Regions from separate parts of the Homo sapiens genome. Here region 2 is linked to region 1. The links are chromatin contacts, found by Hi-C or POLR2A ChIA-PET in ENCODE. All regions are on one chromosome and are shown on one strand. Each heading gives the region's core, a stretch centred on a gene start or an enhancer-like site at or near the end of the contact. The rest is flanking DNA. Distances are from core to core; before and after follow the strand shown. Region 1 has its middle 120 kb from the start of ARID1B. Region 2 has its middle 56 kb from the start of ARID1B.

Region 1 (3,217 bases), core at 405-2,904:
GTTGCAGTAAGTGGAGATTGAGCCACTGTACTCCAGCCTGGGCAACAGAGTAAGACCCTATCTCAAAATATATATATAGATATATACACACACACATATATATATATATACACAAAAATTAGCTGGGTGTTGTGGTGTGAGTCTGTAATTCCAACTACTTGGGAGGTAGAGGCTCAGGCAGGAGGATAGCTTGAGCATGGGAAATGGAGGTTGCAGTAAGCAGAGATCAAAACATTGCACTCCAGCATGGGCAACAGAATGAGACCCTGTCTCAAAAAAAAAAAAAAAAGAATTATCTGTGGCTCCATGTTACTATTTCATGTGTTAGTGACTTCCTCCATGAAATTTTAAGCATCCTAAGGGAAGGAATATGGTTTATACTTTTCTGAACCTGCTCAGCACAGAGCAGATAATATGCACTGAGGGGGAAAAAAAAAAAACACCATTGAGATGGGGAAAGGCAAAAATAAGGCTAAAAGGACTATTTCATCTTATCTGCATTACAATCCATTCCTCCATCATACACACACGCAGAAGGTTTTTGGTTCCATTCTTAGATCAAATGGGCTTAATTCCATAGAATCATAGCATTTTAGACTGGAGGGGGACCCTGCAAATCATCTAATCCATATCTCTCATTTTATAGGCAAGGAGCCTGTGGCCTGAAAGTCTGGGATTCTCCCAAGTAAATGAGTGGCAGGCATTCCCCCAAAGGTCACACTGCTGCTGAATGAGCTGTCACTGCCACTTAGGAGCACCACAGGCTGCAGCACCAGCCAGGGCCACCCCTCACCCACTCAGTGACTCCTTCAAACAGACACTGACCCACAGCGCAAGGCGGATGTGGGGGCAGCTCGAAGCATCGCCACACCTCATGCCCCTGTCTCTGCTGGGCCCTCCATAGCACCGAAGCTCCCTTCCAATTCCCTTCAAATCCAGAAATTTGGCCCAATCAATTTACAGAACAAAGAGTTTTTTCAACATACTGTGTTTTTCTGTAATGAACCTGCCTGCACCTTGGTGTCTCTCTCAGAAAAGACGTAGATGGTAACTATCACTTTAAATGAGCAAGGAATTCATAATAAAACTGAAATCTACAACAGTCTTTTCAACCTTTATTAACCCATGCCCTCTTAAGGTAAGCACAAAATCACCCACTCCTTTAAGGGTCATTAAAGTTGCAGAATAAACCACATGCCACAGCTAAATACAAAACAGTAATAATTTAAAATGCATTTTTATCTTGAAAGATACCTTAACTTAAAAACATGTAATATTACTATGAACACTAAGTCTGCTTCCTTACTTGCTCCTCAGTTCTTTTTTAAGAGGAAATAGATTTTGTTTTTTTTTCCCAAATACAAAATACTGTAATATTCACAGTGCTTTTCTAAAACTACACAGGGTCTTATTAGGTGTTAATGGAAAAAGGCAAAGCTATATTTTAAACTCTGTTGACCTAAAAGTTAAATGATGCCAGAAAACATAAGACTTTTTGGAATGAGTACACAGCTTGGAATCTGGCACCATGTTTTTTAATTCAGATAAAAGGGGCGTTTGGCAGGGACGGCTTTGCCAAGTCTGCATGATTTGACTCTGCAATCACGAGTTCTGAAACCTCAACCTAATTCCCAAGATTACTGAGATCTTGGGGTCTGTCGTCAGCACCATCCCTGACCAGAGCGGACAAAAGTTGAATGGAAACTGAGTACCACGTGTGTAGCCTTGAAAAAAAAAAGGTTTATATGTCTGTGGCGGCCTGCCAGAGGCTTATAATAGAACCTCAAATAATAGCCAAGCAGGGAAATAGGCAGGGGCTTGCAGTTTCATCCCCTGTAGGAAGAAATCATAATATTGTCAACTAGTGAGAAAAATAAAAAATTGGAAATGTTACCGACAAGAATGTTGGGCTGAACTGCAGACTGTATTACACTTTGTTGTCCTTTGTATTCAAAGATAATGTGCCTGACAGTGATTGTTCGCTGAGCCTCAGAATGTGGCTTAAATACCAATGGGAAGCTCCAGAGTCTTTTCCATGCTCCATAAATTGTGCCGTGGTTTGCTGCTGCTGCCTTGTCACTCTTTGTTGCTCTGCTCTTTAGATTCATGGGTAAGCTGAAGCCTTTGGTCCAAAGGGAGGGAGCTCATGCCTTCCTGCCCACGGTGGGATGGTCAACTCATGCCTCTGGTTCGACAAAAGTTGATGCTACAAAGAGGAGCTTGGGAAGCCACTGTTGCTGTAGGAGGAAAGTACCTCCTTCGCCCCCAATAACCCAGGAAACAGCAAGGGTACCAGGAAACCGCTGAGCATCCTAGTGATAAGGGCATTGAGTAGAGAGCATGGACAAGTTCCAACCCCACACCACTGCCCAAATGAAACATTGAGCTCCAGAGAGTCCCCCCACCGCAGCTACCATCTATCAAGCATCTATGCCAGGAGATTTACAAACTGTGAAGTCAATGACTCATCTTATAGCCCTCAGAGAAATGAGGTCAAGGGCACACTGCTGCCCCAAAATTAGAGAGGCAGGCAGGCAGATACAGAGAATCACAAATTACCAGAGCAGAAACCTCTATGGGAACCAGTACCAAGGTGCAAAACCCTGGACTGTAATTGATAAATTGTTGGAGGCTCAGTGTGGACAGGTCTGAGAATTAAAAATTCCAGGATGACCCAGTCACAGGGGGCCCCCACACTTCTGTAAGTTTACCTTTAGGAGCTCCAGCAGCTGCACAGTGAATACTAAAGAAAGAAAACCCTCTTGAGCTTCCAGCAGGGGGAGGAGAAAAGGAACCATTTTGAGATAAAACAGAGCATTCTGTTCTTCTAACAAGACCTGCCCTCAAGAGAAACTGTTTTACCCGAGCCTCACCTGTCGGGTGCTTTTCAGAGCCTAACAGACCTGGAGAAGGGAAATAACCAATCCCAGCCTGCTGTAGCCTTCCACGTGGGGCAAGGGAAAATCCCAACTCCTACTCCCTCATATGAGTTAATATGCAAAGGGCTTTACTGAAGAAATCTAGGTAGACAACATGTAAAAACACTTGGATAATATAGGCATAGAGATGGAAATTCCACGAAGGAATCAAAAAGAAATACTAAAGATCAAAAACACTGTAACAGAGATGAAGAATGCCTTTGACATGCTCACAAGGAGACTGGACATGGCCAAAGAAAAAAATCTCTGAGCTGGGGGATATGATAACAGAAACTTCC
Region 2 (3,329 bases), core at 67-2,566, 62 kb after region 1:
TGCGATCTTGGCTCACTGCGAGCTCCGCCTCCCGGGTTCAGGCGATTCTCCTGCCTCAGCCTCCTGAGTAGCTGGGATTACAGGTGCCCGCCACCAGGCCTGGCTAATTTTTTGTATTTTTAGTAGAGACTAAAAATTCGCCATGTTGTTTCGCCATGTTGGCCAGGCTGGCCTCGAACCCCTGTCCTGAGGTGATTCACCCACCTCGGCCTCCCAAAGTGCTAGGATTACAAGCATGAACCACCGCGCCCTGCCATTAACGTCTCTTAAAGCACACACTCTGTCTCAAAGGCTGGAGGGTTTGGGAACGTTCTCGTCCTTTCTGTGACCCATCTACCACAGTCTTGGGGGTAAAAGCCCCGGTTTAAAAAGCTGGGAAATTCCACCTCATGGCCACGCGGTCTCAGCAGCTCTGGCGACTGGGAAACGTAGGGTTACAGGGCGGTAAAGATCATCAGAAAGGAGGGCTGAGGAGAGAAACTAAAGACTAAAGGTGAGAGGTCACAAACCCTGAAATTAGTAAAGATCTACGTTGTCGGGGGTGGGGGTGCGTGTGCGCCCAGCAAAAAGCCTCTGCGTCCACACAGGGATCCACCGCGGGGCTTCTGGAACTCACAGGCTCCCTCGGAGCCTTCAAAGACGCGACCTGATTGACAACAATTTTGTTTACACACCACACGCCCTGGGAAAGCCACACACCAGTGCCGGCGTTCCAGACGCTTCCTCTGCGCAGAGCCGGCCCAGGACGGGGGCGGGGCGGGCCCTGTTGCTCAACTCACCTCTCCCGCCCCGCACCCGCTCCCCGGGGAGGCGCCGACCCAGCGAAACTGGTGCATGTGTCAGCCGCCCAGCACCGGCCCAGGAGGCCGGCCGCGCCGCAGGCCGGCCTGGGAAAACGCCCAGCGGCTGCAGGCCTCCCGCTGCGCGCTGCGTGGTTCTGCACTGCACTCAGGACCTGTCAGGAGCAACACACACGCACATGCACACGCCCACACACATGCACACAGACACACACGTGCACACACTGCGTCGGTAGGAATAGCTCAGAGGTGCCCTTCCTTTCCAGGCAAAGTGCTTAGTAGCTGAATTCAGCGAGAAGAAATCATCCAAAGGTAACCCTTGCTCTGAGCCCTCCCCAGGAAGAAGAGAGAGGTCACTCTGGAAAAGCCTGGAACCTTCTCTCGCTTGAGGGTGCGGACAGCAGCCCACCTCCCCTTTGGCTAGGCCAAAGATCTCTCCTTCCTTTTAGGCCTAGCTTTCCCTGTCACTAAAAGGGCTACATTTATCCTTAAATATCATCTAAGCTGAAATACTACTACATTGCTTTGCAGTCGGTCATAGTGGAATCTTAGTTTCAGAACTACATTCAACACCTACTGCGCAGAAGCACCACATGGACACTGCCACAAAAATTAACACAGTGGATCCTAACAGAGCTGAATGGGGTTGCTGTGAATATCTCCCTAGTAAGATAGGAAAAAGGCCCATGTGGGCTATGATATTTGTATAAAGTGGTGTCGATGAGCTCATTGCAGGACTAGCTATTTGAACTTAAGTTTCAATGAAGTGTAAATGAGAACTGACTTCACCCTTGACTTTTATTTTTCTCTCCAAGTATTTCTCACTAGCCATTTTCATTTCCTCCTTTTCCTACCATTCTCACCCTCATCTTTCTACCCTCTTCTTGAAGCAGAGCACTTTTTCTCCACACTCTGGAAGGCCAGAGAGGAGAGAGGATTAGAGGCCCGTAAGCAGGGGAAATCCTATCCATTAGAAAAGGACAAGGGCAGAACAGGGGACTTCCGTGCTTCTCCTGCCAAGTTAATACGCTAGGAGAAGCAGCTGGGTCGGGTCTGGACACGCTTTTCTGTTCTGCAGCTCACAGAATTTTTTTTGTCACTTTAACTTCAGTGATCTCCGGTGCCCCCGAAGGCAAGTAGCACACCTGAATCATTAAGCTTCAGATGAGTTGAGTTCAAAGTTTTATTTTCTACTTTTAAAGCCCTCAATAAATTAGGGCAAAGGTACTGGGAACCCAGCCTCTTGCCCTGGCGTTCCTCTGGGATTGTTAAGGTTGGCTAAGCAATCTGCTCTTGAGAAACCAGGTGTAGAGAGACCTGGGTGGAGAGATCCGGGGGTTGTTTGTGGAACTTTCTCCTCCTCTGTGGCATATGCCAGCGTCTCTCAGGAGCAATCCTGCAAGGTTGCCTCCAGAGCTAGGTGGTGTCGACCTGTCTTTGTTATGCAAGTTGCTGAACTCACAGTGTTCCAGCGGAGTGTTCCTGGCCAGCGCATGAATGAGGAAATGGGTCGACACGAATTCTGGGCAGCAGGATTGGAATGCAACACCTCCCCACCCCTGCCTTCCCTGCACCCCCATCTTCTTGGGATAGCTGATACTCGAAGAGAAGCTAATGCTTGATTAAAGTGATACAATACTGTGTAGTCAGACGAACATTCTGAACAAATCTAAGTTGATCTTTTAAAAAACAATTAATTCTTACTGTTGTTGTTGTTGTTGTTGTTGTTGTTTTCTTTTCTTTTCTTTTCTGAGACAGAGTCTCGCTCTGTCACCCAGGCTGGAATGCAGCGGCACCATCTCGGCTCACTGCAACCTCTGCCTCCCGGGTTCAAGCGATTCTCCTGCCTCAGACTCCCAAGTAGCTGTGATTACAGGCGCCTGCCACCAAGCCCGGCTAATTTTTGTATTTTTAGTAGAGACGGGATTTCACCATGTTGGCCAGGCTGGTCTCAAACTCCTGACCTCAAGTGATTCACCCACATTGGCCTCCCAAAGTGCTGGGATTACAGGCATAGACCACCGCGCCCGGCCTAATGGCCTAATTCTTTCTTTTCTGTTTCTCTCATCTTTATGTGGAATCACGTTTTGTCCTGGCTCTCAGGTTTTTACGTTTCCAGCAAAATAGTTGTTTTTAAGATTTTTACATTGTATTAACAGAGGGGAATTATTGTTTTTTTCTCTGAACACTGCCTGCCTGCATATCCCCTGCCTCTGGAGCAACTAACATGCTTTTGAATTCTGGCTGCAGAAGTGACATTTGGTGTCATTTTCCAGGTGGTGCTGACTGTCTCCCCAGGAACAATGCGGAGACCCTGGGATTTTGTATGTAGGGTCTGAGACACAGGCGGGAATGTAGAGCAACAGAAGGAAGTTCTCTTAAGGTTGCTTCATTCCAGACCCCTGGGATGCCCCCACAATTACACCAAAATTCTGTTCTGGAAGATCTGCCCACTCCAATCAGATTCCCAAGGCCAAGACAAACAATAAAACGCATGACCATCACAACAAAAGGAGGTGGGAGGATAAA

What was found. A loop is a pair of places that touch in the nucleus more often than their neighbours do. ChIA-PET counts read pairs that join two places held with the same protein, here RNA polymerase II (POLR2A). Pooled maps may share reads with other maps.
Region 2: a loop to region 1 is called in a pooled map, with 2.9 times the contacts of the local background. The contact joins two enhancer-like sites. A Hi-C loop is called at or near these places in 1 of 168 maps with a recorded cell type or tissue (endothelial cell of hepatic sinusoid), 1 of 37 single-sample maps with no recorded cell type and 3 of 50 pooled maps. POLR2A ChIA-PET finds 5 or more read pairs at or near these places in 1 of 52 experiments (HEK293).

Annotation. Positions count from the first base shown.
Region 1 is chr6:156,656,711-156,659,927 of GRCh38, forward strand. No RefSeq gene overlaps it. Among named protein-coding and RNA genes, the nearest start is that of ARID1B, 120 kb to the right of the region's middle. RefSeq lists enhancers at 329-843, 844-1,357. Within about 2 kb of position 1,655, at least 3 of the 41 ENCODE cell types and tissues checked have a DNase peak (open chromatin) inside an H3K27ac peak, as active enhancers do.
Region 2 is chr6:156,719,320-156,722,648 of GRCh38, forward strand. No RefSeq gene overlaps it. Among named protein-coding and RNA genes, the nearest start is that of ARID1B, 56 kb to the right of the region's middle. RefSeq lists silencers at 676-995, 2,116-2,410 and enhancers at 1,596-1,665, 1,970-2,518. Within about 2 kb of position 1,317, at least 37 of the 41 ENCODE cell types and tissues checked have a DNase peak (open chromatin) inside an H3K27ac peak, as active enhancers do.